2 separate regions of the Homo sapiens genome follow, and region 2 is linked to region 1. A link is an interaction called in ENCODE POLR2A ChIA-PET data of the cell type or tissue named here. Cell type or tissue: MCF 10A. All regions are shown on one strand. Each heading gives the region's core, and the rest is flanking DNA. Links, peaks and the distances in the headings are about the cores only. Region 1 overlaps NT5E (5'-nucleotidase ecto). Region 2 overlaps MRAP2 (melanocortin 2 receptor accessory protein 2).

What was found. Peaks named below come from ENCODE experiments on the same cell type or tissue, not always from the same donor. Only the 100,000 strongest peaks of a DNase experiment are listed, where the experiment ranks them.
Region 2: POLR2A ChIA-PET joins it to region 1 with 5 read pairs; 1 of 35 experiments calls an interaction of 5 or more read pairs at or near these places.

Annotation. Positions count from the first base shown.
Region 1 is chr6:85,484,499-85,500,907 of GRCh38, forward strand. It overlaps NT5E (5'-nucleotidase ecto), which reads left to right. Exons shown (of 9, transcript NM_002526.4): 4 at 737-934; 5 at 2,837-2,991; 6 at 4,996-5,101; 7 at 6,010-6,159; 8 at 7,479-7,679; 9 at 9,343-11,286. The coding sequence ends at 9,506. Among named protein-coding and RNA genes, the nearest start is that of NT5E, 43 kb to the left of the region's middle. In MCF 10A, for the core only: no CTCF peak of the experiment used is centred there; a DNase peak (open chromatin) is centred at 10,263.
Region 2 is chr6:84,058,853-84,075,261 of GRCh38, forward strand. MRAP2 (melanocortin 2 receptor accessory protein 2) reads left to right here. Exons shown (of 4, transcript NM_138409.4): 3 at 4,041-4,140. Among named protein-coding and RNA genes, the nearest start is that of MRAP2, 33 kb to the left of the region's middle. RefSeq lists an enhancer at 14,100-14,600. In MCF 10A, for the core only: no CTCF peak of the experiment used is centred there; a DNase peak (open chromatin) is centred at 7,229.

The sequences.
Region 1 (16,409 bases), core at 9,134-11,633:
TGCAGAACCTGACCAGTGTGAGGGCTGGCTGGGGTCAGGAGTGTGCCTGCTGGTTGGCCCTCAAGGTGAATGTGGCTCTTCTAAAAGACACCTGAAGGGATGCAGAATTTAGCAGCAAACGCCAAGAACAGCTCTTTGTCATCTCTGCATCTTCTACTAAAGATTTTAAGCTCCGAAGTATATGTCTGGGGTTTCTAGAGATTGCTATTCCCTTATAAGGGAAAAAATACACCCTTATTGTATATTTATTGAGCACCTACAATGTGCCAGGCACCCCAGCTAGGGAGTTTAGATATTTAATCCTCTCAGCTGCCCTGTAAAATAGGGATTGTTTAAAATGGATTTCGCCCACCTTATAGGCAAGGAAACTGAACTACAGTATGGTAAAGTGGCTTGGCTAATCCACCTGGCTAGTGAGAATGGAGCCACAGTGAACCTGGAGGATACTCTTCACGGCGTTCCATCTTTGTGTGCCCCACAGCACAAGCACAATGCCCGGGTCTTAGGAAGAGCTTGGTAAATGACTGCTGAGTTGAGAATGGTAGGATTCATGTACCAAAAGGGCATTTGGAAATGGGCAAATGCCCAGATAGGGCTCTGAAAGACTAGCTATGTAGAGCAACAGATGGCAAATCATCAATTTAAAACTCTGTCATCCAGCCAGTAGCCCGCTGGCCTACAGCCAGCCATGTATGTACAAGGGCTGACTTGATCAGCTGTGGCTCTTTTATTTCAGGCAATCCACCTTCCAAAGAGGTGCCTGCTGGGAAGTACCCATTCATAGTCACTTCTGATGATGGGCGGAAGGTTCCTGTAGTCCAGGCCTATGCTTTTGGCAAATACCTAGGCTATCTGAAGATCGAGTTTGATGAAAGAGGAAACGTCATCTCTTCCCATGGAAATCCCATTCTTCTAAACAGCAGCATTCCTGAAGGTAAGTGAAGTTCAGGGGAATGTTCCACCAATCTAAAATTTAGATGGCTGGATATTTTGCTCCTTCCCATTTTTTTCCTTTAATGTTTCAGGAAAAGACTATAATACTGTTGAAGAATTTAGTTTCTTCCTTGAGTTTGCCCTCTTCATGGATAGATTTAAAACACACCCAAATGCCAAAAGCCCCACTTGCTTCTTCAAGTCTTCTCAGCATCAGATTCCATACATCACTGCTTCCTCTGCCTTTTAAAATCTTGATCCTGACATGCCAAAGCCACTCTCAGCTTGTGTTTACAGGAGAGATAACTGAACTAAAGGGGTTCTAATTGGGCAGAGCGGGGCTCAAGTCCTGGCCCCCCAACTAGAGGCAGTGTGCCTTAGGCAAGTTGCCCAATCTCATGGGCCTCAGTTTCTTTATCAAATGAGGGAGTACCTTATTTATATGTCTGAGTCTATTGCGGGATCTGGCCAGCAGCCCGCAATGCAATGGGGCTCTCTCTTTGTTCCTAGGCAGATTGGCAGGTTGAGAAATAATAGACACACACAAGATAGTGAAAGCTGGGTCCAGGGGGGTCACTGCCTTCTGGTCCTGCGGTGCCAACAATGCACTGGATATACCAGCATTTATTATTAAGTTTAGTGAGGGCAGGGGTACGTTAGTGAGGGATTTAGGGTCATTTGATTATGAGGTGAGATGGTCACATGGGGATGAAGTAATTCTTTAACATAACATTTGTATGTAGAAGTACAGTACATTTGTATGTAGAAGTACAGTATGAGATAAGAATTTACAATATAGTGTGTGCGTCAGTAATTTCTAACAGAGCCTTAGAACAGAAACACAGTCTTTCCATAACCTATGATTAGCAAGATATTAATCAGCAGTAACAATTGCAACAAAAACTGGTTACAAATAATCCATGGAAACAGGACATGAAGCTAGATAACCAGTTAGACCAGAAATTCTCAGAGGGGAGTACGCCTTAACCCTAAAGAGGCCTAGAAGAGCGGCGGCAAGATGAGCGTGTTTATAGCCCTATCTTATCCATATGGACAGGCCCCCCCCATGCGTCCGTTTATAGGCTCCCCACAAGGGTCACATTCCATTCCCAGAGCTATGAACATCTGCTTTTCTGGGATAGGAATCTTGGTGATGGGAAACCTCCCTGACTGCACGTCCATTTGTAGGCTCTCTGCAGGGGGAAGCACATCACGTGCTGTTGGCTCATTGTGGCAGTCCAACCTGGCATTGTCTTTACACAATCCTGCATGCAATTTTGTATTTACAATAATCAGGAGCATTTCATCTTTTATTCCGTAGCAATAGTTTCAGGGCGTCTCCCTACATGAGTCTCAGAGTAAAAATACATTTTTATATCATTGATTTTCATATGTGTACAGAACACACTCCTGTGCTTGTCTCTCACTTTCCCTTTTCTGTTGACTATGATCATGTCAGGAAGATGAGGTGCACAGCACCCAGGTGAGCCTGTAGTCACAACACAGCCCTCTCAGTAGCCAGATGGGAAAGGGGCCCAGGACCACACTGACAGCGATAGCCCAGCTGTACCTCAGCAGGCCTTTTATAACTGCCCCTGGGCCTTTCAGAGCTCCTACCGCCACCACTAATGCTGTCCCAGGTGGGCCAATGGGTAGCTCATACAGATGTGATGAGCTGGTAGATGTTCAGAATATTCTTAAATTAAGATGCATTCCAGGTCTTATTACCAGGAAACAAAATAGAAGTTCCTAAGGAAATTTCATGGTCAAAACCAAAATGCACACAAATATGGTAAACAAATATGTTCTCACAGCAAGTAAGATAGATGATGTTTCATTCCTTTTCCAGAATTTAGCCCAGTGTGAGATTTAATTGTAGGGTACCTTCTTTTCTTTCTTCTAGATCCAAGCATAAAAGCAGACATTAACAAATGGAGGATAAAATTGGATAATTATTCTACCCAGGAATTAGGGAAAACAATTGTCTATCTGGATGGCTCCTCTCAATCATGCCGCTTTAGAGAATGCAACATGGGCAACCTGATTTGTGATGCAATGGTAAGTCATCAGCAGGAGTGGACATATGCTAGGGAGGAAGGAAAGGAAGAGGGAAGAGGAAGGAAGGATGCGAGAAGGGATAGATCGATAGCTACAGAATGAGGGATTTCAAAACATTTTTAGCCAGGGTGGTGGCATGTGCCTATAGTCCCAGCTACTCGGGAGGCTTAGGTGGGAAGATGGCTTGAGCCCAGGAGGCTGCAGTGAGCTATAATTGCACCAGTGCACTCCAGCCTGGGCAAAAGAGCGAGACTCTGTCTCTAAAATTAAATAAATATGAAAAATAAATAAAACATTAGTGCCTAAACAAAAGCCTGATGTAGCTTCATACTCAGTACCTTCTTAAGGTGCTGGAAGGAGATCAGGTAACCACCAACATACTGCTTTACAAGAACTAAAACCTTTATTTTAAGGTGTTCTTAGATGTCTGAATTTTGGATGTTGCTTTCCTTTTGTAAGATGATGCAAATGCACAAACTCTGCTACCCTGGAGATATCAACATAATAGATAAAAGCATATCTGTTTGGCCAGACTGTTTTTCACTCATCTGTTCACTTGACTCCAGAGAACCCTGGCCTTGTGTGACAGGAACCTCTTTCACAGGCACAGAAAGACAACACACAGTTTTAATGGTAATAACAAGTCCTATGGCTGAGCAAGACCAGGTATGAAGAACAAGCCCGTCTACTTGTCACCAGGCGGAATGGCCATGGTAGCTCTCTGGGGGCCTTACTGAGCCAAGGTCTCCTATGTCGGACTACTACTTCCATGGGCTCACAGCCTGCACCCAGGGAAGTCATTTCTGTCAGTGCTTGGCATGCATTGCCCAGTGCCCAGGATACAACTGCACTCGATAAATGTTTGCCGTGTAAATGACAACAATCATGCTCATGCCAAGACCAGACTCATGATGTCTCCTCAGCATCATGCAGTCAATGCCAGAGAAGTAGTTAAGGAGAAGCTGGTATATAAATGTTAAGAGAAGTCTGGAGGGAAACAACCCAGGCTGTTGGCAGTGCTTATCCACTCTGTTAAAGAGGCTAGGACAAAGGAGAGCTTTTGCTTTTTATTTATTTATTTATTTAATTAATTAATTTATTTATTTATTGAGACTGAGTCTTGCTCTGTCGCCCAGGCTGGAGTGCAGTGGCATGATCTCAGCTCACTGCAACCTCCGTCCCTTGGGTTCAAGCGATTCTCCTGCTTCAGCCTCCCAAGTAGCTGGGATTAGAGGTGTCCACTACCACACCCAGCTAATTTTTGTATCTTTAGTAGAGACGGGGTTTCACCATGTTGGCTAGACTGGTCTCGAACTCCTGACCTTAGGTGATCCACCTGCCACAGCCTCCCAAAGTGCTGGGATTTACAGGTGTGAGCCACTATGCCTGGCCTTTTTTTTTTTTTTTTTTCGGCTTTTTGTCTCCTAAATGAGAATATATTCATTTTATTTCTTATAACTAAACATATATTTTGTAAAATAAAAGTAAGAATGGATGTGATTCTCCCCAGCTTCAAAAGGCTGTCTCTGTCTTTCCAAAATTGCCAACTTGGGAATCAGCTGCAGACATAGACGTGGAGGCCAGGTTCTCTTTGGCATGAGGTCTGGTGTTGAGCAGGCTCTAGGGCCAAGCCCTCAGAATCAGGCAGAGGGCATGGCCTGCCCTGGAGAAGCCTGTGCAGGAGTGACTCTGCAGGCCACCTTGCATGGGAGGCCCAGTCCCGACACCAGGGCTACAACCGAGAGACCATTTTGCTAAGGCCACCTGGCCTGACAGTATGGGAGTTTTAGGAGGGGGAAATAAGAGTTTGACATGGACTGGTAACAGTATATTTTTACTTCTGGGAGCATAAAATTAGTTCTAATTATAGTTGAGAGATCCCTGGGAACACAGCAGCAGGTGAAAAGCAGCTTTATTTCCTCACTAGAGCTAACCAGATTCCTGGAGCTGATCCTAAGGAAGAAGAGCCAGAGTAACTAGTGTAAATCTGTGCTACTGTTGCAGATTAACAACAACCTGAGACACACGGATGAAATGTTCTGGAACCACGTATCCATGTGCATTTTAAATGGAGGTGGTATCCGGTCGCCCATTGATGAACGCAACAATGGTATGCTCCCAGGCCCAGCTCCTCAGTGTGTCATGTTCTCTCTCTGATCTCCTTTTCTGTTATGGTTCTTGCCCTGAACACACCCATGTGCAGCCTCAGTTCATCTCTGCTGCCAGCCATGTACCAGAATGTCAGTCCTTTAAATTAGGGTTAGCCATTATTAAAGTCTAAAACCTAGCCTGAAGGACACACACAAGCTTGTGTGTTCTTATATGTATTCACACACAGAAGCTGCAGGTAAGGTTAGTGGAACTCAAACTTGGTCTGAATTTCTGACTTACAAAGCTATACTAGTTGTTTCTGATTTATGCAAAATAACAACAGTCACCACCTTGGCATCTGAAAAGAGACAAAATCACCAATCTTCTGTCCTGAAAAAGACATACCACTGGATTAAAATGTTACCTTAGTATATTTACAGATATCCAAGATTATATCATATGGCAAAACAAATCAACTACACAAATACTCAAGACACTCTTGTAGCCCTCCCTGATTTACTGTGAAAACCAATCAGTATCAGTATAAGGCCCCAAACGCATCCCATTGTCAGACAACAGGGACAGGTTGCAGGGGCACATTGTTTGTCTGGAGGAACGGAACAATGCAAAACAAACTACTGGAGATCCAGCCCCAAGCTAGCAGATCTAAGACTGAGCATGGTGAACTTCTGAGGCACAGCCATTTGTGAGCTCCCGCCATCTTGCCCAGTGGTGGAGTGCAGGGCCAGAGGCCTCCTAAACTCATTCCCTTCCTCAGTGTCAGGAACCACTTAGACATAGCTAATGATGCTCTATAAGCTTCCCATGTCCCCCTCATTTCTTCCCCCAGCGCTGAGGGAAACTGGTCATGGTGTAAGCATTTTCTCAAGCTATTTTCCTTCTTGCCTCATCTGTGACTACCCTCAGGCACAATTACCTGGGAGAACCTGGCTGCTGTATTGCCCTTTGGAGGCACATTTGACCTAGTCCAGTTAAAAGGTTCCACCCTGAAGAAGGCCTTTGAGCATAGCGTGCACCGCTACGGCCAGTCCACTGGAGAGTTCCTGCAGGTGGGCGGTAAGTCACCCATCCTGTAGGGCTGGCCCATCCAAAGTGACATGGCATTTCCTGCTGGTTGGCTCAGCTTCCCCTTCACCAAAATTCCTGTGGTCAAACTGGTTTGGATTTTTCCCGACCCAACACCAATACCTTACCCTTTAATGGCTGTGGACTCTCAGAGCCACTAAGATTAGGTTGGGGTCAAAGCCCCAAAGCCCCAAAGCCCTGGCAATAAGCAGTATTTGCCAAGTCTGATTTGGACATCAGATGGGCCCTCTAAGCAGGTCACCTGCTTTGAGGTCTAGTTTCTAATAAAATCTTATTTAAGCATTCAATTATTTTTTTTTTAAATCCTCTCCTCTGTTCTACTCATCGTTGCCTGGAACCATGCCAAGATTTAAAGGAATGCTGTCCAATCTGTATTAACCAGGATGATTCCTGGAAGGAGCAGCCTACTGCACAGACATACCTGAACACCTGGTTCTAGTCCCACTGTGACCTGGGGCAAGTTCTCAACCCCTCTGGGCACAGGGAGAAAACCTTTCCTGTTTATCTCATGGACTGCAGTGAAAGTTGAATGGAAATAAATGCTTCCTAAATTGCCAAGGGCTTCTGAAACACTTTTGTTAATAATTCCACAGTCCAGTGAATTAATCCTTTAAAAGCAATCTTATTTTACCTGGAAATCATAATCTGGCCTCATTTTTTTAACCTTAGGTTGTGGTCCCGCTTGACAGATAGAATTGCTTTCCTGAGTTTTCCTCTGCAGAACACATTGCTGTTGAGACTGAAGGGCTACAGAAGGCAGTGGGGCCCTGTCCTAATGCCTATGGGGCAACCCAAACATCCTCCATTTTCCCAGAAGGGAGTTGAGGGAAAAGCAGTTTTCTGATGCTCTAGCAAAGCACTGCATAGCTCTATGCCTTGTGGAAGTCACCAAATCCCAAATGATTACCATTTAATGGTCTTCAAAATTGTAAAATGCTCTCTGCCTCTGATCTGTTTCTCACTTTCTAAGGCCATTGAATCAATTTAGTAGACCAATTCAGCATTTTAAGGGAAAAACAGAAAAAGATGTGGTTTTGTCCATGTAGAGTCACCCTTTGCCTATTCTGGTCCAGAGCTGGTTTTCCTTCCAGTGGTTCTCATATGTCCTGTAAGGACTCAAGGATAAAGGGTGGCTGCAATGTCACAATTCTCTTGACAAAATTTCACTCAGGTTTAAACCAAAGGAAAAACCACAGCCCCATGCCCCAATTGTAGAGTTTGGCCAAAATTCCTTAGGAAACAGAAATCTCCCTTTGGATCTGGTGAAAACAGATTCATTTCTTTTCTAGGAATCCATGTGGTGTATGATCTTTCCCGAAAACCTGGAGACAGAGTAGTCAAATTAGATGTTCTTTGCACCAAGTGTCGAGTGCCCAGTTATGACCCTCTCAAAATGGACGAGGTATATAAGGTGATCCTCCCAAACTTCCTGGCCAATGGTGGAGATGGGTTCCAGATGATAAAAGATGAATTATTAAGACATGACTCTGGTAAGCATGACTGTCTCTTCCTTTCTCTAAAGAACAACAAAATTGGGCCAAGAAGGGGAGCTACTAGTGGTGCCAGGAGGGCAAAGTGACTCCCTGTATTGCTGACTCCCTCCTGCTTTGCTTGTTGGAAAGCAGCAGCACAGCACAGCAGAGAGGAATATGTACCCTGTCAATCCCCGAGCACACACATGCCTTCATCCAACCCCAGAGACAAAACATTTGTAAATCAAAAATGTTTTAAAATTCTTTTAACTACATCTAAGCAGCTATTTAAATTGTGAAATATAAGTGAGTTTTGCATTAACAGAAATATCACACCTCTGGAATTTTAGGATATGGAAAACCATCACATTAAATCATTTAAATTTTCTTTCTTGAAGAAGTTTCTGTGTGAATCAGTCAGGTAGAAGTGGATGGGGTGAGCGCCGCCCTTTCAGCACAGTGGGTTGGTGGTACAAATCATAGGAATAACCATACTTGATGTCAGTTGGTACTTCTGGCAGCATTGAGGGACATTATATGCCAGCCTCACTTTTAGAAATTCTGTTGAGAGTCACATTATGTGCATACAGACCACTGACATAGGACACACTTCCCCTTCCTCTTCCTAGGGCAGAGACCAGCATGCTTACAAGACACACAAGCAGCTTCTTGGCATCTCTGGGTAGTTCCACCAGGATCTTCCTCAGTCTTATCATGCTGGACCTGTCATTTTAGCTACTTATTCCAAGGAGCGTGGAGGGCAGGACCAGACCAAAGGAGGCAGCCCTTCCTGGGAGGAAAGGTGCTGGCTTCTTCTGTCCCTTCCGTGACAGAAGATGGAAGGGCAGGCGTAAAAGCCCCATGAGACAAAGAGGCTGATAGCCATCAGCTGTCCACCACTCAAGCCTAGACTGAAGGATGTTAGAGAGAGGAGCTCATGCAGAAGGCTAAGGAAGCCCTGGACCTAAGCGTTCTCAACACTGGTTATACATTAGAATCACTTCAGGAGCATTTTAAATTAAATACCAATGGCTCGGCCGCAGCTCTTAAGAGATTCTAAGTTAACTGGATTGGGGCTAAACTCTTTTTCAGTGATTCTAGTGTACACCCAGAGGTGAAAACCACTGAAGAGAGAAGGGTTCTTAAGTACTGGAGTGATATTTTTAAAATAAAATTCTGTTGGGTTCCCAACAGAACATGGGTTCCCAACAAACATGGGTTTGTTGTAGCTATAGGCAATTAGCATTTATCCTCTCCTCTCTTTGGTAAAGGAAATCCCCCAAGTCCCATCATCAATTACATGAAAATAATTATTGGGCAGGCAAACAAAAGGAAGCCAGTTTTATCTCTCAACTAATTGCTCTTGACCCAGTTCCCTAATGCCCTTGTTCTGGAGTGGTTCAAAGGCTATGATGTCAATGACCTCTTTCTAGAGTCATCACAGAGCTGAGGCAACTCTACTTCCCCCAATTACCCAATATTGAACAACAGACACATTTTACATCTGGAGCATGAAAAAGCAATCAAATTCTTTGTACTTATGATCACTAGCGTTCTTGTCTTCTGTGACACTTTACCCCTGCTTATGAAATTGCTTCCCTTTTATAATTACAAAGGACTACCTTACTGTTGATTGATAATTACCTTTTCTGTAGTTAAAATAATGTATATGTTTTTCTAGGTGACCAAGATATCAACGTGGTTTCTACATATATCTCCAAAATGAAAGTAATTTATCCAGCAGTTGAAGGTCGGATCAAGTTTTCCACAGGAAGTCACTGCCATGGAAGCTTTTCTTTAATATTTCTTTCACTTTGGGCAGTGATCTTTGTTTTATACCAATAGCCAAAAATTCTCCTTGCCTTTAATGTGTGAAACTGCATTTTTTCAAGTGAGATTCAAATCTGCCTTTTAGGACCTGGCTTTGTGACAGCAAAAACCATCTTTACAGGCTCCTAGAAGCTGAAGGTTAGAGCATTATAAAATGAAGAGACAGACATGATTACTCAGGGTCAGCAACCTAGTGAGTTAGAAAAAAAATTAACATAGGGCCCTATAAGGAGAAAGCCAACTATGTTAAGTTTACGTGTCCAAATTTTAATGAAATTTTACTAACAATTTTAAACCATATTTTTCTTCTTCATATCCATTTCTAATCCATCAAACAGCTTATGTTTACATAAAATTTTATCATTCACAAGGAAGTTTTAAGCACACTGTCTCATTTGATATCCACAACTTATTTTTGGTAGGAAAGAGAGATGTTTTTCCCACCTGTCAGATGAAAAAACTGAAGCTCAAAAAGGGTTGACTTGACCATACAGCTAATGCTGACAGATCCAAGACCTAGACCTAGGTCTTTTGAACTCAAGTCCAGCATTCTCAACTATATCAAGTTACTGTTCAGAATACTTAATATCTCCTCTCTTCATAATTATCAATAGCCCCAAGCTCATGGATGACAAATCTCTGCTTTATTTCTTGTCTCTATTTTTTCACTTTATAGCTCCTGTTATAATAGCAAGTTTAATGGTATAAACACAGGATACCATCCTCTCTTGCAACACCCATGTGCCTTTGATGAGTCAGGTAGCAAGCTGTAGTAGATAATGAGAAAGGCCAGAGGCTGCAAAAGACAGTCAAAGGACACGAGAGAAAGGAAGGGGAAGAACAGGACTCCAGGACTGTTTTATATTATAGAAAAGCAAGAGCTAAAGAGCATTTACACATGTTAAACAGATACTTGTTAAGCATAGTGCCTGACACACGGCATTAGCTGTTATTTTATGAGATTCCATCAGCTCTGCCTCTGTCCTCTTTCTTCTAACATGAAGGTATCATGAGAAGAGAACCTTCTAACATAAGCTGTAATTCTAAACCTGCACTTGTCCCTCTCCAGCAAGAGGCTAGCACTGAATTCATTCTACTCATACTACACACCCAGTTATGGAATGTCCAGAGTTCTCGAAGAAAATAAATGACTTTAGGAAGAGGTATACATTTTTTAAGTCGCTCTGCCTCCAAATCTGAACAGTCACTGTAAATCATTCTTAAGCCCAGATATGAGAACTTCTGCTGGAAAGTGGGACCCTCTGAGTGGGTGGTCAGAAAATACCCATGCTGATGAAATGACCTATGCCCAAAGAACAAATACTTAACGTGGGAGTGGAACCACATGAGCCTGCTCAGCTCTGCATAAGTAATTCAAGAAATGGGAGGCTTCACCTTAAAAACAGTGTGCAAATGGCAGCTAGAGGTTTTGATAGGAAGTATGTTTGTTTCTTAGTGTTTACAAATATTAAGTACTCTTGATACAAAATATACTTTTAAACTTCATAACCTTTTTATAAAAGTTGTTGCAGCAAAATAATAGCCTCGGTTCTATGCATATATGGATTAGCTATAAAAAATGTCAATAAGATTGTACAAGGAAAATTAGAGAAAGTCACATTTAGGGTTTATTTTTTACACTTGGCCAGTAAAATAGGGTAAATCCTATTAGAATTTTTTAAAGAACTTTTTTTAAGTTTCCTAAATCTGTGTGTGTATTGTGAAGTGGTATAAGAAATGACTTTGAACCACTTTGCAATTGTAGATTCCCAACAATAAAATTGAAGATAAGCTCTTTGGTCTTTGATAGTTATTTCTTCTCTCATTCAAACACCTGCCAACTAAAGACAATATGACTGAAGGAAAACTCTGACAGATTTTCACTGGTATCATTTCTCTTGATCATAAGCCACTTACCATCTGATAACCCTCCATAGCCCCTCACACCCCTAAAATGAGAAGAAAAATGCATCCAATTTTTAAGTAGGAGAGAAAAGTGAGTGGTATTTTAAGGAAGACTACTAAATTTGGTGGCTTTGATATACAGAATCTGATATAAAAATGGTTTTGAGGCCAGTACTGATTCCTACAAATAAACACTTCCAAGTTAATGTTGAGGATTTTAATTTGCCTGTACTGGCTGTGTGCCTAAGATCTTCCTCAAGTACACTAATAACACAATGAGTTGGTTTCGTTATACCTCAATCAGTCAGACACGTTAAACCACGTTAGCTGTCTTTGTTTGGGCTATGTATTAGTCCGTTCTCATGCTGCTAATAAAGACATACCCGAGACTGGGTGATTTATAAAGAAAAAGAGGTTTAATGGACTTTCAGTTCCACATGGCTGGGGAAGCCTCACAATCATGGCAGAAGGCGGAGAAGGAGCAAAGGCACATCTTACATGGAGGCAGGCAACAGAATGCATGGAGGGTAACTGCCCTTTATGAAACCATCTCATGAGACTTATTCACTATCAAAAGAACGGCATGGGGAAGACCTGTCCCCATGATTCAATTACCTCCCACCAGGTCCCTCCCATGACACGTGGGGATTATGGGAGCTACAATTCAAGATGAGATTTGGGTGGGGACACAGCCAAACCATATCATTCTGTCCCTGGCCCCTCCCACATATCATGTCCTCACATTTCAAAACCAATCATGCCTTCCCAACAGTACCCCAAAGTTTTAACTCATTCCAGCATTAACTCAAAAGCCCACATTCCAAAGTCTCATCTGAGACAAGGCAAATCCCTTCCACCTATGAGCTTGTAAAATCAAAAGCAAGCTAGTTACTTCCTAGATACAACGGGAGTACAGGCATTGGGTAAACACAGCCATTCCAAATGGGAGAAATTGGCCAAAACAAAGGGGCTACAGGCCCCATGCAAGTCCAAAATCCAGCAGGGCAGTCAAATCTTAAAGCTACAAAATGATCTTCTTTGACTCCACGTCTCACATCCAGGTCATGCTGATGCAAGAGGTGGGTTCCCACAGTCTTGAGCAGCTACGTCACTGTGGCTTTTCAGGGTATAGACGCCCCCACCCCGCCCCTGGCCTCCTGGTTGCTTTCATGAGCTGGCGTTGACTGCCTGTGGCTTTTCCAGGCACATGGTACAAGCTGTTGGTGAATCTACCATTCTCACAGCCCCCTTCTAACAGCTCCTCTTCTCATGGCTCCATTAGGCAGTGCCCCAGTGGGCCCTCTTCTCATAGCTCCATTAGGTAGTGCCCCAGTGGGAACTGTGTATGTGGGATCCAACCCCACATTTCCATTCAACACTGCCCTAGCAGAGGCTCTCCATGAGGGCCCTGCCACCACAGTAAACTTCTGCCTGGACATCCAGGCATTTCCATACATCCTCTGAAATCTAGGAGGTGGTTCCCAAATCTTGATTCTTGATTTCTGTGCACCTGCAGGCTCAACACCACATGGAAGCTGCCAAGGCTTGGGGTTTGCACCCTCTGAAGGCATAGCCCAAGCTGCAACTTGGCCCCCTTTAGCCACGGTTGGAGCTAAAGCAGCTGGGATGCAGGGCACCAAGTCCCTAGGCTGGACACAGCAGGGGGTGCCTGGACCTTGCCCAGGGAGCTATTTTTCCCTTCTAGGCCTCTGGGCCTATGATGGGAGGGGCTGCCATGAAGGTCTCTGACATGCCCTGGAGACATTTTCCCCATTGTCTTGATGATCAGCATTTGGCTTCTCCTTACCTATGTGCATTTCAGCAGCAGGCCTGAACTTCTCCCCGCAAAAATGGGTTTTTCTTTTCTATTGCATCGTCAGGCTACAAATCTTTCAATTTTTTTTTTTTGTATATGTGCCACTGAAGTGAGCACAAATCTTCCAAACTTTTATGTTCTGCTTCTTCTTGAATGCTTTACCATCTAGAAATTTCTTTTGCCAGATATCGTAAATCATCTCTCTCAAGTCCAAAGTTCCACAGATCTTTAGGGCAGGGGCAAAATGCCACCAGTCTCTTTGCTAAAGCATAGCTAGAATCACCTTTGCTCTGGTTCCCAGTAAGTTCCTCATCTCTATCTGAGACCTCCTCAGCCTGGACTTTTTGGTGAAAACCATTCAACAAGTCTCTAGAAAGCTCCAAACTTTCCCACATCTTCCTGTCTTCTTCTGAGCCCTCCAGACTGTTCCAACCTCTGCCTGTTACCCAGTTCCAAAGTCACTTCCACATTTTCAGGTATCTTAATAGCAGTAACCCACTCTACTGGTACCAATTTACTGTATTAGTCCATTCTCACGGTGCTAATAAAGACATACCCAAGACTGGGTAATTTGTAAAGAAAAAGAGGTTTAATGGACTCACAGTTCCATGTGGCTGAGAAGGCCTATCATGGCAGGAGGTGAAGGAGGGGCCAAGGCACATCTTACATAACAGCAGAGAAGAGAGCATATGCAGGGGAACTGCCCTTTATTTAACCGTGAGGTCTCATGAGACTTTCACTATCACAAGAACAGCATGGGAAAAACCCACCCCCATGATTCAATTACCTCCCACCGGATCCCTCCCAAGACACATGGGGATTATGGGAGCTACAATTCAAGATGAGATTTGGGTGGGGATACAGCCAAACGATATCAGGCTGCTATAGCAAAATACAATAGAATGGGTAGCTTATAAATAACAGAAATTTTATTTCTCACAGTTGTGGAGGCTGGGGAATCCAAAAGCAAGGCACTAGCAGGTGTCTGGTGAGGGCCTGCCTCCTGATTCATAGACGGCACCAACTGACTGTGTCATCAGAAGATGGAAGAGGCCAGGTGACTTTGGGGCCTCATTTATAGGAAGCACTAACCCCATTCAGCACCCTCATGATTCAATCACCTCCCAAAGGCCCAAACTCCAACATCATCACATTCATGATCAGGTTTCAACATACAGAGTTTGGGGGAAAATAAACATTCAGGCTATATAAGTAGCTGCCTTCAGCAGTCTGACACAAGAGTAGGCTGGGTTTCTTAGAGGAAAGTTTAGGCTGCTAATAGGTGTCCTTCAGAAGAAGTTGCTACCTCTGTGAGTATGTAGTCCTATGGATGTTTGGTTTGGCAAGAAGCCATAACTGCTTGCCAAGATTAGGTAAATGTTCCTGTATTCGTTTCCTGGGGCCACCACAATAAAGTACCACAAACTGGTTGGCTTAAATGACAGAAATGTATAATCTAACAGTTCTGGAGGCTAGAAGTCTGTGGTCAAGCTGGCAGTGTTGGTTTCTTCTGAGGGCAGTGACAGAGAAACTCTTCCATGCCTCTTTCCTAGCACCAGGTAGCCTCTAGCCTAAGGCATCCTTGGCTTATATATGGTATTCTCTCCATGTCTTTACATCCTCTTTTTTTACATGATTATATTTGTGTCCAAATCTCCCTTTTATAAGGCCATCAATAATACAGGATTAGTGCCCGCTCTATAATGACTTCATCTTAATTGTCTGCAAAAACCTCTTTCCAGATAAGGTCACATTCTTAGTTACTGGGGGGTTAGGATGGAAGTCCCCCCGACAGGACTTCAAGATCTCTTTGGAGGACACAATTCAACTGATTACCAGTCCTCAGTACAACTCCATAATCAGCTGCAGCAGCCCTGGGGCAACCTGCAGCTCTGTGTCCTATATACTTTGTAAATGAGAGGTTATAATTCATGGTGTTGTTTTTTTTTTGTTTTTTGCTGATAAAATAGAAGACATTTTAAGCTCCTTTAGCTCCTATACAGCAAAAGGAACCAGTTTTGTTATCCAATGCAATCAAAAAGGAGCTTTGGAGTTTTATAATAAATTGGGAGGATCTCAAATTTCTAGTGAGTAGTGCCTCTGAGGCCTCTAAGAACCTAAATTAAATACATCATGAAAGACATTGTTAACAAATAAGCTAGCTAGAATCTAAAAATAATTAACTCTAATCCATGACAAGGATGGCTGGCATATTAGTTACAACAGTGAAAATTATACTAGGCTCATTATTCATTAGGATACTTGGTTGGAAAAAAATATATTCTGTAAACAGAGACATTATCAGAAGGGTATTAGCTTGCTCCCCAAATCAAGCAACTTGGAAAGCTATCCCAGAAAATGGACAGCAAGGTAAGTGAGGCATGGCTAAAATCCCACCACAAGAACAGTCTTAGTACACAGCCCTGTTGCTGCAGGTCCCAGACTAAGGCTGGAGAGCTGCTGGGTTCACAGCTAAAACCCAGGACATTAGACTATTCTTGTGCCTTGGTTTGTTGCCTACATAGAGATGGGAACATCTAAATTGCTGAGCCTGGTTCAAGTCCAAATTTATAAAGATAGAAGGCTGACTGAGGAATGAACTCCAGCCTTTTGGTTTCTGATACAGTTTGGATATGTGTCCCCACCCAAATCTCATGTTGAATTATAATCCTGAGCATTGGAGGTGGGGCCTAGTAGGAGGTCACTAGATTATGGAGGTAGATTTCTCATAAACGGTTTAGTACCATCCCCTTGGTACTGTTCTAGTGACAGTAAGTTCTCATAAAAACTGGTCTTTTCAAAGTGTGTGGCAACTCCCTGCTCTCTCTCTCTTGCTCCTGCTCTGGCCATGTGATGTGTCTGCTCCCCCTTTGCCTTCAGTCATGATTATAAGTTTCTTGAGACCTCCCCAGAAGCAAAGCAGATGCCATCACCATACTTCCTGAACCGTCTGCATAATCATGAGCCAACTAAACCCCTTTTCTTTATAAATTACCCAAAAACGGCCCCTATGAAAATGAATATGAATTCATGTACAAAAACATGTAAAAAAATAACGTTAAAAACAAAAAAAAGTACCTTCTAAGTCTTTCTTAAAAACTACACTTTAACCTTCCCCCTCCAATAATGTATATTCACTTGTGAGATATCCAGACTTCCATGAAAGTCAAAAATGCCAGAGAAGTAAACAAAATAAC
Region 2 (16,409 bases), core at 5,797-8,296, 1.4 Mb before region 1:
GATTTGACCATTGGATTTATAATGTAGAAGTTACTGGCAATGATTTGAAAAGCAGTTTTAGTGGAATGCTGGGGGTAAAAGGTTGATGGAATTGGTTCAAGAAAAAATGAGAGGAGAGGAATTGGGGACAGCATGTACAGACAAATCTCTCAAGTGTCTCACTATAAAGGGAAGGAGAGGAATGGGTCATTTATGAAGAGTGTGGCTGGGTGAGACAGGGTGTTCTTAAAGCATCAGAAGCAAAAGCTGATGAGTCAATGAGTGGACAATCACATTTTAGCAGGACCACTCTGGCCGCTGTGTTGAGAAAAGACTAAAGGAATAGCCTCTTAATTTGAGCTATCAGTGGTGGCCAAATTCATGCTTTTTCGTGTGCCACCTTGCAGATACCAGACCCATGCATGGATGGGTCAGCAAGAAGCCAGGTCATTAGGATGAGAAACAGCTAGAGTTTGCAAAGGCTTGGAGTAAGATAGTAGAGACAAGTGTGGGAACATCACTGTTGGCTCTTTGCCAGGAATTCATATCACAGAATTGGCCCTACTGCCTTAGGAACAAAAAGTGGTGTGAGGAAAGTGTCATGAACCTCTCTTTCAAGTGAAGTATTAACCCTTGTTTTTCATATAACCACGAAGTGGAAAGTTCACCATTTATTCTCAGGAGGTGGAGAGGAGGGTGAGTCGGATGGAGTAGTTAACCTAGTCCTACCCTAGATTGGGAAGGAAAAAAATCATGTCAACTTTCAGCTCTCTTGTTCCATTCCATTCATTAAAGGTTAGGTTAAGGGGGGTTACTTTATTCTGACGCATTCCATTTGCAATTCCCCTGGGCAATTGTTCTACCCCTTTACAATAGTAGTCTCTAAGTAGCTCAGTGTCTAGACAGGACAGAGTGTGGTAGCTTGGCGGTGGTGGAAACTCGTTTGGAAGGCTTCTTTTGACTTTCTTAACCATCTAGCCTCATTGGAGCTTTGCTCTGTATAAAGCTTTATTCTGACTTCTTCCCAGAAAAGGATGCTTTTGGGAAGACAACGGGCTCCACTTTTCCCATCTTACTGTAGTGCCTATGCCCATGAAACTTACATGTGAATAAAACTTCAGGAGAGTTTGGATATTTCTGGGATGAGATGGGGATCTCTGATGTTTCTTGTAAGAGGCTCAGGGTGAGAAAATCCCCTGGGGATGGGTCATAGGGCAGAAGATGAGGTTGGGGGAAATTAGTGGAAATAACTTGAGGAAGCTAAATTTTGTTCAAAGGGAAATGTGAATAAGCAGAGCTACTTAAAGCATATTGCCATGAAAAACATAGATGCCGCATTATTAAGGAAATGTTTGGAAATGCTGTTGGATCATGAGGATTCTCAGATTTTACCCACAGCCTGCCTCTCCCCAACTCTGCCGCCACCTGCCTTCTCTGAAGGCTGTAACCCTCCCATGCTTCACATTATTGCTGCTTTTTGATTATCTCCCTGGGGGTACTTAGAAGGGCAGAGGGAAGGGGGACTGGGCTGGGTTGAGGGCACGCTTTCCTCCACCTCTGGGAGTCAGTCCACCATTTGCAGTGTGAAAGCTGTCCTTAGGAGAACACCTTCCTAATACACAGATTTGAAAAATGTCAATCAACATGATTCAATTCTAAACCGAAGACTTAAATATAGCATTGGTGTATAATTTTAGAATTTGCTTTTGCTATGCAGGCAGTTGATAAAGTACAGTGTAGGGAACTGTTATTTATCTGTACAATGTTTCTTCACAGTCCATGCCTAGATAGTTGAGATTTAATTGTTTCATGTTAGTTGTACCTCAGTACATGTGGTGTTTGGTATTTGTCCTTACATCTTTTTTTTTTTTTGAGACGGAGTCTTGCTCTGTCACCCAGGCTGCAGTGCTGTGGCGCGATCTTGGCTCACTGCAAGCTCCACCTGCCGGGTTCACGCCATTCTCCTGCCTCAGCCTCCCGAGTAGCTGGGACTACAGGCGCCTGCCACCACACCCGGCTAATTTTTTTTTTTTTTTTTTTTGTATTTTTAGTAGAGACGGGGTTTCACTGTCTTAGCCAGGATGGTTTTGATCTCCTGACCTCGTGATCTGCCCGCCTCGGCCTCCCAAAGTGCTGGGATTACAGGCGTGAGCCACTGCGCCTGGCCCTTATGTCTTTTTTTATGCCTCATTTCTACTATATTAAAAGGCAAAGTATACAATTTCTATTTCTTTGGCACTTAAGGTTAGACACATTAGTTTTTCAGAGTGCTGAATACACATTGTTAACCTCTAGGCAATAGTATATGTAGGATGAAAGTATGAATTATGCAGAGTAAATTGTTAATCTGATTTCTTCACTTTGGAAAAAGTGCTACATATACATAATTTAATTAGAATAAAGCTTTGCATTTAAACACATTTAATATTTAAGCTCTAATCACTTATTTTTAGAAAATTGCTAAGCATCCTCATTGTATTTCCACATAGACAAGCTTCTTAGTGTAGGCCAAAAAATGTAGAATGATTCAACTCTGTTGTGTCCTAGATTTGAGGCCTTATTGTGCAAGTACCAAGTTCTGTAGACAATCCAATCTAACCCTGGTCCTAGAGATAAAGAATTGTGATTGTTATCCAAGATAGGACCAAGGAGAGCCCTGTTTAGGGAATTACAGACAAAAATGTTATTGGGTTCAAAGGAGGGAGACAACACATCAATTATGGAAATTAGTTGAGGCTTAGTAGATAGTGTAGCGGATGGACTTGGAAGGATGGATACACTTTCATTAGCTCCACGTTGGGAAAAGTTGTTCCAGCCAGGTAGTGGTAAGAGCCCTGGTAAGGTGTGGCTGTGAGGAAGCTGTGGCTAAGGTAAATACAGGGACACAGTGTCCCCTAGTTTGATTGGAAACACATGGCTTTTAAAGTGGTAAATTGGGAGAAAATGACAATTCTAATGACAGTAGCCAGCACCTGTGGTGTACTGTTTTCTCAGATGTCAGACATTGTATAAAGTGCTTTATGTGTGGAATCTCTTTTACTCTGGAAAAGTGGGTCAGTTCTGTTTTTGTTGGAGAGCTTTTCATGAAAGAGCAATATCATCAGGGCTGTGATTAAAGCAGGTTTGTACAGAAATAAAGCACAGGGAAAGGCAGAAGGCAGAGAGAGCACTCAAGAGGCCATCTGTATGTTCTCTGCAAGAAGTAATGAGAGCCTGAATTATCCATGGTGAACGTAAGTGAGAATGCAAAGTTGCTACCTAATTGAGATGCTAACCAATTGAGTTGTTAAACTAAAATTTGGCCCAAGAAGGCCTCCATTATTTGCATACTTGCATTCTTAGGTATGAGCTGTGACCTAGCTTACTAGGTAAGCAAACTGAAAACCTAGCCAATGCTTCTGTAACAATAGCTCAGTCTCAGCTAATCACAGCAGCTACACTTCAGGCACTCCCAGGCAGACAGCTGTTCAAATGGTGTTCAAATCCAGCTGTTTCCGTACCTTGCTTCTTTTTTCTGTACATCATTTTCCTTTTTCTGTCCCTAAATCTTAACCAACCATGAGGCAGCCCAGAGTCTCTCTGAATCTATTCTGATTCTGGGAGCTTCCCGGTTCAAGAATTTTGTTTTCCTTGCACAGTTAATATCTGTTAAATTTAATTTGTCTAAAGTTTTTCTTTTAACAGTAGGAATCCAAATGCACTTAAAACTTGAGTTGATAGTCTGCTAAAAATTTTATTTTCTAACTCAAAACACATTAGTGGAATCTTGAGGTCCTAGATAACCTATGCTCTGGTCTAGGTTCCTTCCTTGAGATATGGAAAGCATGAGTCAATGAGGCCTAAATCCCTTCATGCTATCTGAGACAGAAACCTGGAGGCGGAGCAGACTCTTCCCTCCTCCTCATCCTTTACATCTTATCAGTCTCCAGCCAACTGCGGATCAGACTGTTGACTTCCTTTCATGTTTCATGTACCAAAGCCTCTCCAAAAAGCTCTGATTCTTGAATGTTCAAGTTTTAAACTACTGTGAAATACTAATCCCAGAATTAACTGTCTTTCAGATTCCATTGTGATTGGATTTTGGGTTGGTCTTGCAGTCTTCGTGATTTTTATGTTTTTTGTGCTGACCTTGCTGACCAAGACAGGAGCCCCACACCAAGAGTAAGTTTGGGCTGTTCCTAAATGTCTCTTAAGCCTCACAGGAGACTGAGGAAATAGAAACTACTACCCAGGGCCGGAGGTGCTTCCCGTGGATGAAGAGAAGGGGGTGGTTATAGATTTGCTGTCTGGACCCAGATGCCCGTGGATGGGATCCAGCTATTCTCCTGGCTTTTTGTTTCTTGCGTCTTGGGCTTATTTTCAAGTGGACTTTTATGAAATTGGGTTTCTTGGTCCTTTCCTACAGTCTTAATGATGATGTGGGCCTGATTTTTACATTGAAATGTTTATTAATTACAATGTATTTTATTCATATTCCCAAAAGGATTTAGATGATTCACCATATTAAAAACAGTGGAAAAGACAATGGCAAAATAGGATGAAAACCAGTTTTAAAAATTATTTCAAGAAGCAGAGTAATAGTTGTTCCTGGATACTCAACTCAATTTAACTATTGACAATGATTAATAAATTTAACAGAGTTTTCTTAAAACTAGGATACAAAGGCAAACACTGTGGTTTACATAATTCTCATAACATGGTAGGACTTGTGATGATGCTGGACTTTGGATTGATGGAGGAAAGTATTACATGAGTGCTTAAAGAACATTGAGAAACATCAAAAAGTATTTGTTCAGTAATGGCTTGTAAAAAATTCAGAAATATATTAAAGGATTTATATATTTTATACCAAATTTTTAATAAAAGGGAAAATAGAGAATATTGAATACCTCATTAGTCAGCACCAGCAGGCAACAGTAATTAAAAGAGTTTTTGGCCGGTATGGTGGCTCACGCCTGTAATCCCAGCACTTTGGGAGGCCAAGGCAGGCAGATCACTTGAGTCCAGGAGTTCAAGACCTGCCTCGCTATGGTGAAACCCCGTCTCTATTAAAAATACAAAAAATTAGCCTGTTGTGGTGGAGGGCACCTATAGTCCTAGCTACCTGGGATGCTGAAGCACAAGAATCACTTGAACCTGGGAGGTGGAGGTTGCAGTGAGCCAAGGTCACACCACCGCACTCCAGCCTGGGCAACAGAGCCAGACTCTGTCTAAAAAAAAGAAAAAGAAAAAAAGTTTTTGATAAAGGGGCTGTGCGGAAGTTATGGACAGGGAAGAGGGCAACTACGCAGGCTCATGCAGGACAGCAGGGCTGGCAACACTGAGGAGCAGCCATCCTAGATCCCAGGAAGCAAGGGGTGGGGCCACAGCTGGAACCCTGGAGTCTGCTGAGAGGAGTTGTGACTTTGGGCTGAGGGACACAGCTAATCCAGTGTGACCTCTCAGGGAAGGAGCCTCAAAGTTAAGACCAAGACCTCAGTCTTCTCCCTCCTTCCCATTTCTCACCATTGCTCCCCACTGGCTGAACACAACCAGCAGCCAGAGGCTGCATCAAAGGCTAGTTTCCCAAGCACAGAGCAGGACAGGGGAGGGTGGGAGAGACCTGGGAGAGTGAATATAAGTTTCACAGGAATCCTGGCATTTTGGTTTTGTTTTGTTTTTTTGTTTGTTTTTTGAGACGGAGTCTTGCTCTGTCACCCAGGCTGGAGTGCAGTGGCGCCATCTTGGCTCACTGCAAGCTCCGCCTCCCGGGTTCACGCCATTCTCCTGCCTCAGCCTCCCCAGTAGCTGGGACTACAGGCACCCACCACCACGCCCAGCTACTTTTTTGTATTTTTAGTAGAGACAGGGTTTCACCATGTTAGCCAGGATGGTCTCGATCTGCTGACTTCGTGATCCGCCCGCCTTGGCCTCCCAAAGTGCTGGGATTACAGGCGTGAGCCACCGCGCCGGGCCGAATCCTGGCATTTTTATATTCAGTATCTCATTTTTGCCTCACAGCCTGGCAGCAGCTCTCTTTCATGGTTGTGTCTCGTCACAGCCTCCGGCATCTGTTGTTCACTCTTCAGCCTGCACTTGAACTATAACAAATGCCTGTGCAAAGGGAACAGTTCTTGCCATCACTCAGCTATTTCTAGATATCAGGGGCTAGGAAGAAAAAAATGTAAACACAGCCAGGCACGGTGGCTCATGCCCGTAATCCCAACAGTTCTGGAGGTCGAAGTGAGAGGATTGCTTGAGCTGAGGAGTTCGAGAACAGCCTGGGCAACATGGCAAAACCCTGTGTCTACAAAAAATACAAAAATCAGCCGGGCATGGTGGTGCACACCTGTAGTCCCAGCTACTCAGGAGGCTAAGGTGGGAGGATCACTTGAACCCAGGAAGTCAAGGCTGCAGTGAGCTGTGATTGTGCTGCTGCACTGTAGCCTAAATGACAGAGTAAGACCCTGTCTCAAAAAAAAAAAAAATTTAAACACAAACATTTTAAATGAAAGGAAAATATCATTTTTATTGAAGCATTTGGAGACATATGGCTGAGAATCTATTTAACAACCACTAAAAAGACACAAGCTTTCCTTTTTCTCTCTTCATGTCATTGTAAATATTCGCACATGCTTCACTTCTATTATATTGGCCCAGCGAATTTGAAAATATGGTGTGGGTTACAAGAGGGTTAAGAAAAGCCTAGAATAAACTCAGATTAAGGCACAACTCGTAGAGTGGTCAGGGAATAATAATACCCTGTTAATCTTCCTTTTCCTCAGAAGAACCAATGGAGTTTTGTGGGTTATTGAGATAGATGTGTGTGATGTAGAAGACAGGAGATTTTAGGACTAGGAACACTAGCATGAAATAGAATGTGACTTCCTGTGATGGTTAATTTTATGTGTTAACAATTCTAGATGTTTCTGTGAAGGTATTTCTTAGTTGAGCGTACCATTTATCAGTACTCTTTGGATTAAGCAGATTACCCTCCATGCTGTGAGTGGGCCTCATCCAGTCAGTTGAAGGCCTTAAGAGAACAAAGACTGACCTCCTCAAGCCAAAAGGGATTCTACCAGGACACTGCCTTTGGACTGTCTCCACCCTGCCAGCCTACTCTACATATTTGGGACTTGCTGGTCCCCAAAGTTACATGAGGCAATTCCTTAAAATAAAACTCTCTCTTTATAAACACACACACACACACACACACACACACACACACATTGTGTTGGTTCTGTTTTCTCTGGAGATCCCTGACTAATCTTCACTTCCGTGTGGTGTCATGGCAACCCTGGGTAGTTGAGACTTGCCTTTTAGCCTTACAGTTGGCAATTCCCTTTTGCCACTAGACAGTCTGTCTTTGATGATTATTCTGAACAATGCTCAATCACAGAACAGGGGTCATTTTAACCCTGAATGCTTCTAACAAGGTTAAGGAAAAATAACTTTTTATAACATTTAAGAAAATAATGGATGTTCCCTCAGGGCCATATTTTAAATGCTTCTAAGCACAATATGACACAGTATAAGATATGGCATTTGGTTGCAGTATATCATAATAGAAAACTGAAAGAATCAGAACATGTGGAAAAACATTGAAATAAATCTGTTATAAAGGCCTTTAGGTCTTAACAAACTTGACATTTGTTTGGCAGGAGTTTCCTTCTTAGGTGGACATTGTTTTTTCCATATAGCCAATGTTAATAGAAAACAACTAATTTTAAGTTTGCCTATGATAATTAGGGGGTGAGGGGAAGGACGATACAACATTGAAAATAATAAGAGCCATTTTTTTTGATTCCAGGGTCAACTAATTACTTTATATCTCACCAAGTCCTCACAGGAAGATGAAGTAAATTCCATGTGTTCCCACAATACAGATAAGAAACATGAGGCTGAGACACTTGCCTAAGGCTTCACAGGTTAAAGAAAAAATGTAGAGTCAAACCTCAAACTAAAGTCTCTTCGGTGCTGAAGTTCCTGTCATTAACCACTACACTCAACTATCTCAGATTGGCAATTTTTAATCTCTTCCTTCTATTGAACCGGAGATGTTAGCAAGCAACCAGATTTGTTATTTTTTCCATAAATTATTGGGGTACAGGTGGTATTTGGTTACATAAGGAAGTTCCTTAGTGGTGATTTGTGAAATATTGGTGCACCCATCACCCGAGCAGTATATGCTACACCATGTTTGTAGTCCTTTCTCCCTCACCCCCTCCTTCTCGTCACCCCCAAGCCCCCACAGTCCATTGTTTCATTCTTCTGCCTTTGTATCCTCATAGCTTAGCTCCCACGTATCAGTGAGAACATAAGATGTTTGCTTTTCAATTTCTGAATTACTTCACTTAGAATAACAGTCTCCAGTCCCATCCAGATTGCTGCAAATGCTGTTAATTCATTCCTTTTTATGGCTGAGTAGTGTCCCACCATATATATCACAGTTTCTTTATCCACTTGTTGATTGATGGGCATTTGGGTTGGTTCCACAATTTTGCAATTGTGAATTGTGCTGCTATAAGCATGTGTCTGCAAGTATCTTTTTTGTATAATGACTTCTTTTCTTCTGGGTAGATACCTAGTAGTGGGATTGCTGGATCAAATGGTAGACCTACTTTTAGTTCTTTAAGAAATCTCCACACTGTTTCCCATAGTGGCTGTACTAGTTTACATTCTACACCAGCAGTGTAGAAGTGTTCCCTGATCACCACATCCATGCTAACATCTACTGTTTTTTGATTTTTTGATTATGGCCATTCTTGCAGGAGTAAGGTGATATCGCACTGTGGCTTTGATTTGCATTTCCCTGATCACTAGTGATGTTAAGCATTTTTTCATATATCTGTTGGCCATTTGTATATCTTCTTTTGAGAATTGTCTATTCATGTTTTTAGCCCACTTTTGGATGGAATTGTTTTTTTTTTTTTTTTTCTTACTGATTTGTTTGAGTTCGTTGTAGATTCTGGATATTAGTCCTTTGTCAGATGTATGGATTGTGAAGATTTTCTCCCACTGTGTTGGTTGTCTGTTTATTCTGCTGACTGTTCCTATTGCTATGCAAAAGCTTTTTAGTTTAATTAAGTTCCAACTATTTATCTTTGTCTTTATTGCATTTGCTTTTGGGTTCTTGCTCATGAAATCCTTGCCTAAGCCAGCATCTAGAAGCGTTTTTCCAATGTTATCTTCTAGAATTTTTACAGTTTCAGGTCTTAAATTTAAGTCCTTAATCCATCTTGAGTTGATTTTTGTATAAGGTGAGAGATAAGGATCCAGTTTCATTCTTCTACCTGTGGCTAGCCAATTATCCCAGCGCCATTTGTTCAAAAGAGTGTCCTTTCCCCACTTTATGTTTTTGTTTGCTTTTTTGAAGATCAGTTGACTGTAAGTGGGTTTATTTCTGGGTTCTCTGTTCTGTTTCATTGGCCTATGTGCCCATTTATATACTAGTACCACACTGTTTTGGTGACTATGGCCTTATAGTATAGTTTGAAACCAGATAGTATGATCCCTCCAGATTTGTTCTTTTTGCTTAGTGTTGCTTTGGTTATGCAAGCTCTTTTTTGTTCCATATGAATTTTAGAATTATTTTTGCTAATTCTGTGAAGAATGATGGTGGTATTTTGATGGAGATTGCATTGAATTTGTAGATTGCATTTGGCAGTATAGTCATTTTTACAATATTGATTTTATCCATCCATGAGCATGGGATGTGTTTTCATGTGTTTGTTTTATCTATGATTTCTTTCAGCAGTGTTTTGTAGTTTTCCTTGTAGAGGTCTTTTGACTCCTTTGTTAGGTTATTCCTAAGTTTGTTTTTTTGTTTTTTGTTTTTTTGTGTGTGTTTTTTTGCAGATATTGTAAAAGGGGATTAAGTTCTTGATTTGATTCTCCGCTTGGTCGCTGTTGGTGTATAGAAGAGCTACTGATTTGTGTACATTAATCTAGTGTCTGGAAAGTTTGCTGAATTCTTTTTTTTTTTTTTTTTTTTTTTTGAGACGCACACTACCATGCCTGGCTAATTTTTTGTATTTTAGTAGAGATGGGGTTTCACTGTGTTGCCCAGGCTGGTCTCGAACTCCTGAGCTCAGGCAATCCACCCACCTCAGCCTCCCAAAGTGCTAGGATTATAGGCATGAGCCACTGTGCCCGGCCTGCTGAATTCTTTTATCAGTTCTAGGAGCTTTCTGGAGGAGCCTTTAGGGTTTGCTGATGATCATATCGTCAGCAAACAGTGACAGTGTGACTTCCTCTTTACCGATTTGGATGCCCTTTATTTCTTTCTCTTGTCTGATTGCTCTGGCTAGGACTTCCAGTACTATGTTGAAGAGGAGTGGTGGGAGTAGGCATCCTTGTCTTGTTCCAGTTCTCGGAGGGAACTTTTCAGCTTTTCCCCACTCAGTATTATGTTGGCTGTGGGTTTGTCATAGATGGCTTTTGTTACACTGTATGTCCCTTGTATTCTGATTTTGCTGAGTTTTAATCATAAAGAGATGCTGGATTTTGTCAAATGCACTTTCTGCATCTATTGAGATGATCATGTATTTTTGTTTTTTATTCTGTTAATGTGGTGTATCACATTTGTTGACTTGCATATGTTAAACCATCCCTGCATCCCTGGTATGAAACCCACTTGATCATGGTGGATTACCTTTTTGATATGTTGTTGGACTCAGTTAGCTAGTATTTTGATAAGGATTTTAGCATCTATGTTCATCAACGATATCGGTCTGTAGTTTTCTTTTTTGGTTATGTCCTTTCCTGGTTTTAGTATTGGGGTGATGCTGGCTTCATAGAATAAATTAAGGAGGGTTCCTTCTTTCTCTATCTTGTGGAATAGTGTCAAAAGGATTGGTACCAATTCTTCTTTGAATGTCTGGTAGAATTCTGCTGTGAATCTGTCTGGTTCTGGACTTTTTTTATTGGTAATTTTTAAATTACCATTTTAATCTCGCTGCTTGTTATTGGTCTGTTCAGGATATCTAGTTCTTCCTGATTTAAGCTAGGAGGGTTGTATTTTTCCAGGAATTTATCCATCTCTTCTAAGTTTTCTAGTTTATGTGCGTAAAGGTTCATAGTAGCTTTGGATGATCTTTTGTATTTCAGTGGTGTCATTTGTAATAACTCCTGTTTCATTTTTTTAATGAGGTTATTTGGATTTTCTCTCTTCTTTTCTTGGTTATTCTTGCTAATGGTTTATCAATTTTATTTATCTTTTCAAAGAGCCAGCTTTATGTTTCATTTATCTTTTGTATTTTTTTGGTTTCAATTTCATTTAGTTCTGCTCTGATGATCTTGGTTATTACCTTTCTTCTGCTGGGTTTGGGTTTGGTTTGTTCTTTTTTCTCTAGTTCCTTGAGATGTGACCTTAGACTGTCAGTTTGTGCTCTTTCAGTCTTTTCGATGTAGGTGTTTAGGGTTATGAACTTTCCTCTTAGCACTGCCTTTGCTGTATCCCAGAAGTTTTGATAGGTTGTGTCATTATTGTGTTTCAGTTTGAAGAATTTTTAAATTTCTATGTTGATTTCATTTTTGACCCAATGCTCATTCAAGAGCAGGTGATTTAATTTCCATGTATTTGCATGGTTTTGAAGGTTCCTTTTGGAGTTGATTTCTAGTTCTATTCTACTGTGATCTGAAAGAGTACCTGATATAATTTCAGTTTTCTTAAATTTATTGAGGCTTGTCTTATGGCCTATCATAAGATCTATGTTGGAGAAAGTTCCATCCACTGTTGAATAGAATGTGTATTTTGTGGTTGTTGGATGAAATGTTCTGAATATATTTGTAAAGTCCATTTGTTTAAATCCATTGTTTAAATCCATTGTTTCTTTGTTGGCTTTCTGTCTGATGAGCTGCCTAGTGCTCTCCCTGGAGGATTGAAGTCCCCCACTTAGTTCTATAAGTAATTGTTTTATAAATTTGGGAGCTCCAGTGTTAGGTGCATATATGTTTAGGATTGTGATATTTTCCTGTTGGACAAGGCCTTTACCATTACATAATATCCCTCTTTGTCTCTTTTAACTGCTGTTGCTTTAAAGTTTGTTTTGTCTGATACAAGAATAGCTACCCCTGCTTGTTTTGGTGTCCATTTGCATGAAATGCCTTTTTCCACCCCTTTACTTTAAGTTTTTGTGAGTCCTTACATGTTAGGTGAGTCTCCTGAAGACAGCAGGTAGTTGGTTGGTGGGTTCTTATCCATTCTGTGGTTCTGTATTTTTTTAAGTGGAGCATTTAGGCCATTTACATTCAATGTTAGTATTGGATAAGAGGTACCATTGCATTCATGGTGCTCTTTGCTGCCTGTGTACTTTGGTTTTATTGTTTTTGCTTTTTAACTGGTATTTTTGTTTCATAGGTCCTGTGTGATTTATGCTTTAAAGAGGTTCTGTTTTGATGTGTTTCCAGGATTTGTTTCAAGACTTAAAGCTCCTTTTAGCAGTTCTTGTAGTGGTGGCTTGGTTGTGGCGAATTCTCTCAGCATTTGTTTGTCTGAAAAAGACTGTATCTTTCCTTCATATATGATGCTTAGTTTCACTGGATAAATAATTCTTGGCTGGTAATTGTTTGGTTTGAGGAGGCTGAAGATAGGGCCCCAATCCCTTCTAGCTAGTAGTTTTCTGCTGAGAAATCTGTTGTTAATCTGATAGGTTTTTCCTTTATAGGTTACCTAATGCTTCTGTCTCACAGCTCTTAAGATTCTTTCCTTTGTCTTAACTTTGGATAACCTGATGACAGTGTGTCTAGGCAATGATCTTTTTGAGATGAATTTCCTAGGTGTTCTTTGTGCTTCTTGTATTTGGATGTCTAGGTCTCTAGGAAGGCTGGGGAAGTTTTCCTTGATTATTTCCCCAAATGTGTTTTCCAAGCTTTTAGAATTCTCTTCTTCCTCAGGAACACCAATTATCCTTAGGTTTCATTGTTTAACATAATCCCAGACTTCTTGGAGGCTTCTTTCGTATTTTCTTATTCTTTTTCAATGTGTTGGATTGGGTTAATTCGAAGACCTTGTCTTCGAGCTCTGAATTTCTTTCTTCTACTTGTTCAATTCTATTGCTCAGACTTTCCAGAGCATTTTCCATTTCTATAAGTGTGTCCAATGTTTCCTGAAGTTTTGTTTTTCCTTTAAACTATCTATTTCCTTGAATATTTCTCTCTTTACTTCTTGTATAGTTTTTTAGACTTCTAGTGTTGGGCTTTGCCTTTCTTTGTTGCCTCCCTGATTAGCTTAATAACTAACCTCCCAAATTCTTTTTCAGGTAAATCAGGAATTTCTTCTTGGTTTGCATCCATTGCTGGTGAACTAGTATGATTTTTAGGGGGTGTTAAAGAGCCTTGTTTTGTCATATTACCAGAATTAGTTTTCTGGTTTCTTCTCATTTGGGTAGGCTCTGTCAGAGGGAAACTCTAGGGCTGAAGGCTGTTATTCATATACTTTTGTCCCATGGAGTGTTCCCTTGGTGTAGTACTCTCCCCCTTTTCCTATGGATGTGGCTTCCTGTAAGCTGAACTGCAGTGATTGTTGTCCCTCTTCTGGGTCTAGCCACCCAGCAAGTCTACCTGGCTCTGGGCTGGTACTGGGGGTTGTCTGCACAGAGTCCTGTGACGAGAATCGTTTATGGGTCTCTCAGCCATGGATACCAGTGCCTGTTCCAGTGGAGGTGGTAGGGAGGGGCAATGGACTCCGTGAGGGTTTTTAGCTTTGGTGGTTTAATGCTCTGTTTTTGTGCTGGTTGGCCTCCTGCCGGGTCATGTTGCTTTCCAGAGAGCATCAGCTGTGGTAGTTTGGGGAGGAACAGGTGGTGGGCAGGGCCCTAGAACTCCCAGGAGTATATGTCCTTTGTCTTTAGCTACCACGGTGGATAGGGAAGGACCATCGGGTTGGGGCAAGGCTAGGCGTGTCTGAGCTCAGTCTCTCCTTGGGTGGGTCTTGCTGCAGCTGCTGTGGGAGATGGGGGTGAGGCTCCCAGGTCAATGGAGTTGTGTACCTAGGAGGATTATGGCTGCCTCTGCTGAGTCATGCAGGTTGTCAGGGAAGTGGAGAAAAGCCAGCAGTCACAGGACTCACCCAGCTCCCATACAAATCGAAGGGCCGGTCTCATTCCCACCATGTCCCCACTAACAGCCCCTAATCTGTTTCCAGGCAATGGGCAGCCAGACTTGAGAACTTGCCCCAGGCTACCCTCCCCGCAGCTGCAAAAGAAAAGGGCTTGGTTCATTCCCCACCTATGGAGTCTGCACACTGGATTCGTGTCCTTCCCCGAATTCTGGCCAGGAGGCTTCTTGCCCCATTCAAATTGTTACAAAGTTCAGCTGGAGATTTCCTTCTCCCTGTGGTGTTTCTCCCCCTGATCCCCTGGCTCCTCTGGCCGCCCTGCCTATATATTCCTATGGTGCTAGGCAGGAATGGCCTGCTTGTGGACCCAGCGAGCGCCCAGGGCCTTTCTTCTTCTTCCTCTACCCCTGTATTTCACTCGGCTCTCTAAATTGACTCAGCTCCAGGTATGGTCAGAAACTTCTCCCACAAAGAGACTTTCAGTTTCTCTAGTGGGGATGTGTGTTCAGGAGAGGAGGCTCTCCCTTTCCCACTTCTGCAGTTGGGGCACCCACAGTATTTGGGGTATCTCCTGGGTCCTGCAGGAGCAATCTGCTTCCTTCAGAGGGTCTGTGGGTCCTCTTGGGATTGCTGGTTTGTTCTTGCAGTGGATCTGGAGCTAAAATTCAGTGTGAGCCTCTGCACACTGCTCTGTCCATCCAAGTTGGAGTTGCAATCTAGTCCTGCCTCCCATCCACCATGATGATTACTTCTGTTTATTTGTTTTTATCACATACTGTGCCAAGCACGGGGCTCTGGACTCAAACATTTCCAGGTTTACTTATTGAGACTTTGGCCTGGATTCTTAACTTCTCTGTGCTTGAGACTCCTTATATATAAATAAAGAAGTGTCTGCCTCCTGGGATTATTGTAAACCAAGCTTGTCCAACCTGCGGCCCAGAATAGCTTTGAATGCAGCCCAACACAAATTCGTAAATTTGCTTAAAACATTATGAGATATTTGTGTGTGTGTGTGTGTGTTTTTTTTTTTTTTTCTCATCAGCTATCATTAGTGTTAGTGTATTTTATGTGTGGCCCAAGACAATTATTCTTCTTCCAATGTGGTCCAGGGAAGCCAAAAGATTGGACATCCCTGTTGTAAACACAGAAGTGAGCAGACTGTGGAGCTTCTTGCAAAAGCTGGGCTCAGAGCATCCCTCAGTAAAGATGAGTCACTGTGTGAGCTGAAGAGTCTAGGTAAAGAGTAGGAGGGAGAAGAAAAAGGAACCCATTCCCCATGGGATACCCAGACCCTAAGCGTTATATCTACACTTTCAAAATGTTGCCTTATTCTATCCCAGCTTCACCTTGGCTGTGTCTCAAAGTGAAACAGTAAGATGAATCTAGAATGGCAGCTAGGTAGAGAATCCTGGTGATGGGTCAGAAGGACCAACACCTTTGAATTCTGATTGCTTTACATATCTGGCTCTCTGGGTGGTTTGTCACTAAGACAGTTACTTCCTAAAGTAGAACATCAACAGCATCCTTTTGGAACATGATTCCAACAGCATGGTTAAGATACCTGAGTAAGTCTGCAAGCTCAGAATGGACTGGTGCTGGATCTACCACTGAATTTAATATTTTTCTCCCTGGAGACATCTCAGGCCAGGGCCAAATGGCTCCCTAGGATCTCATAATTGCTGACACATGGAAGTGTGTGAGCTTCCCTTTGATAGTAGTAATCACAGGATGACAGATAACACCACCTGTGCCCTGACTCCCTGTGCCCGTGCCCACAACAGACATCAGCAATGGACTGCATCATCTTCCCTGCATAGCCAAGATTTTGCCTGAGAATCATTTTCAAAACAGATCTCCAGGCAGCCACCAGGAACCAATCACAGTTTACCTGAGAGAGAATGTTTATCTGCCATCCCTGGCTGGACTTTCCTTTAATGTACTGGATGACAGGAGTTGAGATCCATTTAACTGCACAGGGCCAATCACACTGCAATAAAATGGGTATTTTTTTCCCCTGAATTTTTTGACCTGGGATCATGCTAGAATGAGAATTTCTGGAATCACTAACTACTTAGTGGCTTCTGTTAACGGGGGAAATATGTGCTAGGCTAGGCTGTCAGACAGTAAGAAGTTAATCCTCAAATCTTGGTATGACACAACAAAGGTTTATTTCTTGCTTAAACTCCATGTCTGCTAAGGTTGGCAAGGGGCAGACAGAAACATCTCCACTTGCAGCTGCCCTTTCCCCACCACGCGGCCTCCTAGGTTGCTATGACACGGTAAGAAAACACTTGGAGATCTCAAGGCTGCCCCTCCATTCTTCAGCCGGAAGCAGCACACATCCCTTCCTCCCACAGCTCATTAGTCAGAACTAGCCACACCCACCTGACTG